Regions from separate parts of the Homo sapiens genome. Here region 2 is linked to region 1. A link is a loop called in an ENCODE intact Hi-C map of the cell type or tissue named here. Cell type or tissue: CD4-positive, alpha-beta T cell. All regions are shown on one strand. Links, peaks and the distances in the headings refer to the core of each region. The heading gives the core; the rest is flanking DNA.

The links. Peaks named below come from ENCODE experiments on the same cell type or tissue, not always from the same donor. Only the 100,000 strongest peaks of a DNase experiment are listed, where the experiment ranks them.
Region 2: it touches region 1 in a loop (2.6-fold over the local background); 17 of 110 quality-filtered maps call a loop at or near these places.

What each region holds. Positions count from the first base shown.
Region 1 is chr12:745,418-749,814 of GRCh38, reverse strand. No RefSeq gene overlaps it. Among named protein-coding and RNA genes, the nearest start is that of WNK1, 5.0 kb to the left of the region's middle. In CD4-positive, alpha-beta T cell, for the core only: no CTCF peak of the experiment used is centred there; no DNase peak of the experiment used is centred there; H3K27ac peaks cover 190 bases.
Region 2 is chr12:687,941-692,337 of GRCh38, reverse strand. The region is part of intron 1 of LINC02455 (long intergenic non-protein coding RNA 2455); the gene reads left to right. LOC101929432 (a long non-coding RNA gene) reads right to left here and starts at 2,515. Exons shown (of 4, transcript XR_007063153.1): 1 at 2,301-2,515. RefSeq lists an enhancer at 2,863-2,912. In CD4-positive, alpha-beta T cell, for the core only: no CTCF peak of the experiment used is centred there; a DNase peak (open chromatin) is centred at 2,635.

The sequences.
Region 1 (4,397 bases), core at 103-4,102:
ACACCTTTGATTTAGACAGTGGCTGAAATATCCTAAACACACAAAATCTACCTTACTTTGAATGTGGCAAAATATTGATACATAAAGTTGCTTCTTGAAGTGTAGGGGAAAAATTGTCCCACCTTAAGAGCATTTCTCTTTTTTTTTTTTTGTCTCCTTTCCCTCATTTTCCCATGCTCCTTTGTCTTGCCTATGGGTAATTTTTATTTTACCTCTTTGTCGTCTGGAACCCTGTCATCTGGAAGTAGGAAGTGAGAATCAGGCAGATAAACAATGAAGAATAGTTTTTTAAGAACTTTATATTATAAATGAAATAAAGGGGGTGGGATTTTCCCTATATCAAAGTATATTATAAAACCATAAAATTAAATCTATATGGTATTGAGATAAGCATAGGCAATGGAACAGAAGAGAGAGTACAGAAACAGTCTCATGTATGTATGGGAATTTCATATAGAAAATGGCATTTGAAGTCAGTAGGGCAAAATAATAAACAGTGCTTGGACAATTAGTTATTCATTTGAAAAATAAATGAGGTCAGTGTTTACTTCAGACTGTTCACAAAATTAATTTCCACATAAATTGAAGAACCAAACTTTTAAAAAATATCTCTAAATAATTTTTTAAATGTAGGAGAACATAGGGTACTAAAGGGCTTCAAAGAGCAATCCAAGAGCCACAAAGGAAAATATTTGACAATATCAAAATTGATAATCTATTCAACAAAACACAAGTGACAAACTGCCAGAAAAACTCTGGAGACTGTATAACAAAAGATTAATATCCAAAAGATATGGGGGGAAAAAAACCCTCTTAAATCACTGAGAAAAAGGCAAACCACTGTATAGAAAAGGAGGATATGAAAAGATAATTTACAAAGCAGTAAATGCCATGGTGGCTTACACCTGTAATCCCAGCACTTTGGGAGCCTAAGTGGGAGGATCACTTGAGGTCAGGAGCTCGAGACCAGCCTGGCCAACATGGTGAAACCCCGTCTTTACTAAAAATACAAAAATTAGCCGGGCATGGTGGTGCGCGCCTATAGTCCCAGCTACCCGGGAGGCTGAGGCACGAGAATCGCTTCAACTCAGGAGGTGGAAGTTGCAGTGAGCCGAGATTGAACCATTGCACTGCAGCCTGGGCAACAAAGCGAGACTGTGTCTCAGAAAAAAAAATAAAATAAAATAAAGCAGTAAATGCAAATAACAAAAATAGACATGAAAAAGATGCTGAAACTCAGTAACTAGCAAAATGCAGATTAAAATATAATATTTTCTCTCATAAAATTGAAAAATTATCTTTTTTTGAGACAGAGTCTCATTCTGTTGTCCAGGCTGGAGTGCAGTGGTGCAATCACAGCTCACTGTAGCCTCATACTTCTAGGCTCAAGCCTGCCGAGTAGCTGGGACCACAGGTGTGCACCACCATGTCCAGCTAATTTTTAAATTTTTTGTAGAGATGAAGTCTCACTATGTTACCTTGGCTGGTCTGAACTCCCTGGACTTAAGCAGTTCTCCTATTTCAGCCTCCCAACGTGCTAGGATTGCAGGCGTGAACCACCACGCCTGGTCTAAATTGAGCAAAAAAAAAAAAAAAAAAAAATTTTTTTTTTTTTTTTTTAGTGTCCCCATCATGGCAATTTGCAAAATTTTTAGGGATTCATAATATCAAGTGTTGGCGAGGATGTGGAGAAACGTGCTGTTAATGATACGGTAAATTGGTACAAGCTTTTTTGAGGGCAATTTGTTAGCAATTATTAAAACGTACAATGTGCATCGTCTTTTTCTTTCTTTTTGGTACCTACCTTGGAAAAATACTTGCACGTGTTTCCTAAGAAATATCTATAAGAGGGTGGGTGCTCACGCCTGTAATCCCAACACTTTGGGAGGCCGAGGCGGGTGGATCACAAGGTCAGGAGTTCGAGACCAGTCTGGCCAACATGGTGAAACCCCGTCTCTACTAAAAATACAAAAAATTAGCCGGGTGTGGTGGTGTGTGCCTGTAACCTCAGCTACTCGGGAGGCTAAGGCAGGAGGATCACGTGAACCGGGAGGTGGAGGTTGCAATGAGCCGAGATTGTGCCACTACACTCCAGCCCAGGCAACAGTGCAAGACTCCATCTCAAAAAAAAAAAAAAAGGAAAGAAATATCTATAAGAATATTCACTATAGCCAGGTGCAGTGGTGTGTGCTTGTAGTCCTAGCTACTTGGGAGGTTGAGGTGGGAGGATTACTTGAGCCCAGGAGGTCGAGGCTGCAGTGAGCTATGATCACGCCACTGCACTCCAATCTGAGTGACAGAGCAAGACCCTGTCTCTAAAAAACAAAAACAAAACATAAAACCTTTCACTATGGCTTTATTTGTAACAAAAAATCCAAATGATCTGCATGTTCATCAATAAGAAAATAGCTAAACTATGGTATTTCCAGTTTGGGGTACACCATGCAACAGTAGGAAAAAAGGAGGGAAATATGTATGTGGTGCCATAACTATTAAGTGAAAGGCTCAAGTTTCAGAATAATATGCACTATATCACATCTTGTATTTTTTTAAAAAATTCTGTTTCTGTGTGTATTTAAAGGCATGCAGAAAAAGTCTAGGTAGTACACACCAAAATGAAAAGGAGAATTACTTCTGGGGAATACTCAGATCTTTTTTGTTGTTTCTTTTTTGAGACGGAGTCTCACTCTGTCGCCCAGGCTGGAGTGCAGTGGTGCAATCTTGGCTCACTGCAACCTCTGCCTCCCGGGTTCAAGTGATTCTCCTGCCTCAGCCTCCCAAGAAGCTGGGACTCCAGGCACACGCCACCATGCCCGGCTTATTTTTCTTTTTAGTAGTGGTGGGGTTTCACCATGTTGGCCAGCCGTGAGCCACGGTGCCCAGCTGAATACTCATCTCTTTATTTTGTGAATTTCTTAACACATTGTCACTCGTTGCAGATAATTTGAACGTTACAGAATAAAGTATGGAAGAAAGTGAAAATTACCAGAAAATCTACCCAGCCATAGATAGCAACCTTTAATATGTAGGCGTATTTCTTTCCAGACAGATAAAAATTTTATAATTATGTCGTAAGCTTTTCCAGTGTATTACATACTCTCTGGAAACATCGTTCTTTAATAGCTGCACAGTATGTCACCATAAGACATTACCAAGTATAAGTTTTTCACATTATCTGGAAAGAACATAGGGGGAAATATTTAAAATGTCCCAGGCTTTAACATGCTCTCACAGGAAAAGATTTATCAGAATCACCTAGGAAGCTTTTACAAAATACACCTGTTGGACTGTTTCACCACTACTCCTCATCCAACCTAGATATATTTTTTGGTGAGAGAATTCATTGCAAGCAGACCTGCATTGCAATAATTTTTTTAAAGGAAAGTATTAGTATATTAGTAAAAGGAGTAGTAAATTAGGATTTAAACAAGGAATGAAAATACCAGAAAAAAAATATGTTGGAAAATATAAAAGCCCAGAAAATAAAAAAGAAAATAAATAAAAGAAAACATAAAAGGCACTTTATTAGTCATGTTAAAAGGTAAATGATGGTTTCAAGCAAACGTAAAAACAAGGTATAATATGCATTATAATATATGAAGAAGTAAGCGGGACATGGAGGCTCATGCCTGTAATCCTAACACTTTGGGAGGCCGAGGTGTGAGCATCACTTGATGCCAGGAGTTTAAGACCAGCCTGGGCAACATAGTGAGACCCTGTCTCTAAAAAACAAAAAATATTTTTAAAGTAAATAAAATTTTAAAAAAATAATATATATAGAAGTAAATGTATAATGGTTATAGCATAAGGGACAGGAGGAGGAAATGGAAGAATAATGTTATTAGGGTCTTATACTATATATGAAATGTCATAATATTATTTGAAGGTAAACTATAATAATTTCAAGTTACATATTGGAAAGACTGAAGCAATCACTAAAATTATCAAATACAGAGGTATAGGTAATAAACCAGTAGTAGGGGTAAAATTGAACCATTAAAAAATGCTTAAATAAGGGGCCAGGCGTGGTGGCTCACGCCTGTAATCCCAGCACTTTGGGAGGCCAAGGTGGGTGGATCACAAGGTCAGGAGTTTGAGACCATCCTGCCGAACATGGTGAAACCCCGTCTCTACTAAAAATACAAAAAAATTAGCTGGGCGTAGTGGTGGGCGCCTGTAGCCCCAGCTACTCGGAAGGCTGAGGCAGGAGAATGGCGTGAACCCGGGCCGGGAGGCGGAGCTTGCAGTGAGCGGAGATGGCGCCACTGCATTCCAGCCTGGGCGACAGAGCGGGACTCTGTCTCAAAAAACAAAAAAAAAAAAAACTTAAATAATTCAGAAGAAGGCAGAAAAAGAACAAAAAGAGAGCGAATGAAATGACTAGAAAACAGACCAAC
Region 2 (4,397 bases), core at 258-4,257, 58 kb after region 1:
TGGCATGTCCATAGCACCAAGGACACTAGCTGCAGGGCAGGGCCAAACCCAATATGTCCTCCCTGGCCCAGCTGTGCCTCCTGGGGACATGCTGGGAAGGGTTGGCCTTTTTAGGCATCTTTACATCTTGGTCCTGTCCTGAGCTCTATACCTGGTATGTAAATTCAGGACCCAGATGGTCCCTGCCCTTTATAGCCATTCTGAGTGCCATATGGGTACTTGGGACCCAGGACAACTGAGGAACACATTGGGGAGGGTACTTGTATAATAATTTCAAAATTGCTTTCAGGAATTTAAACTCTTAAAATAATGTTATGTTAAGGCCAATTGCTATGATTTACATCTGTAATCTTAGCACTTTGGGAGGCAAGGAGTTCAAGACCAGCCTGGGCAACATAGTAAGACCCATCTCTAAAAAAGAAAAAAACAATTAGCCAGGCATGGTGGCATGTGCCTGTGGTCTCAGCTACTAAGGAGGCAGGGGTGGGAGGATTGCTTGAGCCTGGGTGGGTGAGGCTGCAGTGAGCTCTGATTGCACCACTGTACTTCAGCCAGTGCAACAGAGTGAGATCCTGTCTCGAATAATAATTGACCTTATTTGTGTAATCTGTTTTTTTTTTTTTTTTTTTTTTGAGACTGAGTCTTGCTCTGTCATCCAGGCTGGAGTGCAGTGGCGTGATCTCGGCTCACTGCAAGCTCCACATCCCAGGTTCACACCATTCTCCTGCCTCAGCCTCCCAAGTAGCTGAGACTACAGGTGCCCGCCACCACGCCCGGCTAATTTTTTGTATTTTTAGTAGAGACGGGATTTCACCGTGTTAGCCAGGATGGTCTCGATCTCCTGACCTCGTGATCCGCCCGCTTAGCCTCCCAAAGTGCTGGGATTCCAGGCGTGAGCCACCATGCCTGGCCGATTGCGTAATATTTTTAATTCTTAAATTGATTATGTCTTATGTTTCTAAGTGTCTAAAATGTGAATCAAAAAGTACCTGAGACAAGTCTCAATCAATTTAGAAAGTTTATTTTGCCAAGGTTAAGGACACACCTGTGACACATGTGCCCAAGGTGTTTGGGATATAGCCTGGTTTTATACATTTTAGGGAAATGTGAGACATCAATCAATATATGTAAGATGTACATTGATTTGGTCTGAAAGTCAGGACAACTCAAAGCAGGCTTCCAGGTCATAGGTAGAGAAGAGACAAACAGTTGCATTCTTTATTTTATTTTATTTTTATTTTTTTGAGACAGTCTCATTCTGTCTCCCAGGCTGAAATGCAGTGGTGAGATCTCGGCTCACTGCAACCTCTGCCTCCTGAGCTCAAGCGATTCTTTTGCCTCAGCCTCCTGAGCTCAAGCGATTCTTTTGCCTCAGCCTCCTGAGTAGCTGGGATTACAGGTGTGTGCCACCACACCCAGCTAATTTTTGTATTTCTAGTAGAGACAAGGTTTCACCATGTTGGCCAGGCTGGTCTCGAACTCCTAATCTCAGGTCATCCCACCCGCCTCGGCCTCCCAAAGTGTTGAGATCACAGGCGTGAGCCACCGCACCCAGCGGGTTGCATTCTTTTGAGTTTCTGATTAGCCTTTCACTGAATACACATTTTACAGGAATAGTCACTTATGCCTTAGTCTAGCTTAGTGAGACAATAGGACAAAGGAAGTAATTAGATATGCCTGCTTTTGTCTCACGTGAGCAGAGGGATGACTGAGTTCCGGCTGTCCTTTGTCCACAAGGAATTTCCCTTTGGGCAAATTGTGACGGATGTATGTGATTTTTTTTCTCTTTGTAGCTATCTTATTTAGGAATAGAACGGGGGTCATGTTTGCCGGATGCAGTTCGCAGCTTGAGTCTTCCCTTTGGACTAGTGACTTTGGGGTCCTGAGGTTTATTTTCCTTTCACAAAAGCCAACAACAAAAAAAACTAATCATGATAGCTAGATGCTTAGAAATGATTCAGCAGGGGTGGGCACGGTGGCTCACACCTGTAATCCCAGCATTTTGGGAGGCCGAGGCGGGCGGATCACCTGAGGTCGGTGAAACCCCGTCTCTACTAAAAATACAAAAAGCTCACCGGGTGTGGTGGCACTTGTCTGTAATCCCAGCTACTCGGGAGGCTGAGGCAGGAGAATTGATTGAATCCGAGAGGTGGAGGTTGCGGTGAACTGAGATCGCACCATTGCACTCCAGCCTGGGCAACAAGAGTGAAACTCCGTCTCAAATAAATAAATAAATAAATAAATAAATAAATAAATAAATAAATAAATAATAAAAAGAAAAAAGAAGTGATTCAACATACCGTGGCTCCTTTGTAAGCAGATGACATGACTGAGGTCTGTTGCTTTGTTACCGGACGGAAGGTCTTGACTGTGAGTTGTCCAGGTTCTTGGGGTTTCAAACAAAGAATTAAACAAAACGCACAAGCAAAACAACAAAAGAACGGAGTAACAAAGGCACAGATTTATTGAAGAAGCAAAAGTACAACTCACAGAGTAAAAGCAGGTGTGAGCAAGCAGCTAGAGACTCCTCAATTAGGGTTTTTATTAAGCTGAAAGAACTTGGCAACACCCCAGGTGCCCTTTAGAGGCCTCCAATTGGTTACACCCTATGAAGGATTGGCCTCAGACCAATCAGAGGCTGAAGTGGAGGCTTGGCCTGCAGTCAATCAGAAGCTGAAGTGGAAACTTCTGTCTTGTTACCACAGAAGTGAAGATGTGGCCTGCACGCTGCACAATCTTGCCTAGAACTGGCTGCACCTGCTGTTCTCTTGCTTATGAGAACTGGCTGCACCTGCTATTCCTTTGCTTCTGCCCCAACCCTTGGCTACCCTAATTCCCTGTTCTCCTCCCTCACCTTTGTGCTGCCTATCAGTTTGGACTTGAGACTTCTCTATGTTCTTGAGCCATAGTACCTGTTTCTTCTTTCCCTTCGATGTGCTTCATGGTGATGTGGGACAGACATCTAAAATGCTGATCCTCAATACTTTTTTTTTTTTTTTTGAGGTGGAGTTTTGTTCTTGTTACCCAGGCTGGACAGCAATGGCACCATCTCTGCTCACCGCAACTTCTGCCTCCCGGGTTCAAGCGATTCTCCTGCCTCAGCCTCCCGAGTAGCTGGGACTACAGGCGCATGCCACCACACCCGGCTACTTTTTTCTATTTTTAGTAGAGACAGGGTTTCGCCATCTTAGCCAGGATCGTCTCGATCTCCCGACTCAGGTGTCCCACCCGCCTCCGCCTCCCAAAGTGCTGGGATTACAGGGCATGAGCCACTGTGCCGGCTGATCATCAATACTTTTAGAAGAGAAAAATTCTGATCGAAAGGGAGAAATGAAAAATAAAAATAGCTAAGAGCAGTCAGAGCTTTGTGAGGTATGCAAAATTTATCTGGCCCAGAGAGAAATGAGTATGGGGCTTCAATCACATGCATGCCCCCACCCATACCCAGGGACAATTATTTGAAGACATTTTGTTCTTTCTTTTCTTTCTTTCTTTTTTTTTTGAGATGGAGTCTGGCTCTGTCGCCCAGGCTGGAGTGCAGTGGCCCAATCCTGGCTCACTGCAAGCTCCACCTCCCAGATTCACACCATTCTCCTGCCTCAGCCTCCTGAGTAGCTGGGACTACAGGCGCCCACCAGCACATTTGGCTAATTTTTTCTATTTTTTAGTAGAGACGGGGTTTCACCGTGTTAGCCAGGATGGTCTCTATCTCCTGACCTCGTGATCCGCCAGCCTCGGCCTCCCAAAGTGCTGGGATTACAGGCATGAACCACTGTGCCCGGCCTGTTCTTTCTTTTCTTCCCTGTAGTTTTCAGACTAGCTGCTTCACCCATTGTCTTCATGTTCCTGGAATTTTTGATACAAAGAAAAATGTATAGCCAATGAATATTTTATGTCATTTGAATGTAATTTCTTGGTAAACAATTTAGGAACTCGTCTATTCTTTTCCTTTAAAAACTTTCTTGTAACTGCTGCTAATCAGAGCATACATTCAGGGCAACTTGAATCTATGCTTCCAAGTTGCAGTGCTTAAACTTGGCCCAAATTAACTCTCTGCTTACATTTTCAGTTTTTCCCCTTTAGATCAGCATACTCCCAAGCCATTATCTTGGGCCCTCTCTTCTATCCCAGACCTTGCCTTTTCCCTTCCACCAGTAAATCAAAAATAAAATTCTAGGGCCCCCTCCAACCATCTGAATGGATCCCTCCTCTTGGCCAAGTGCATTCTAAAGTTAACCTGAAAAACTAGTTCAGGCCATGATGGGAAGCAAGGGTCTGACATTCCTCATATATGCTCTTCCCTTTTGGAATTCAGGAAAAGCTGACCAGCATTAACATTAACACAGATCTTAAGTCTTGTTAGTCTAAAAAGAAACATTTGTAATCTATTCTCTCTG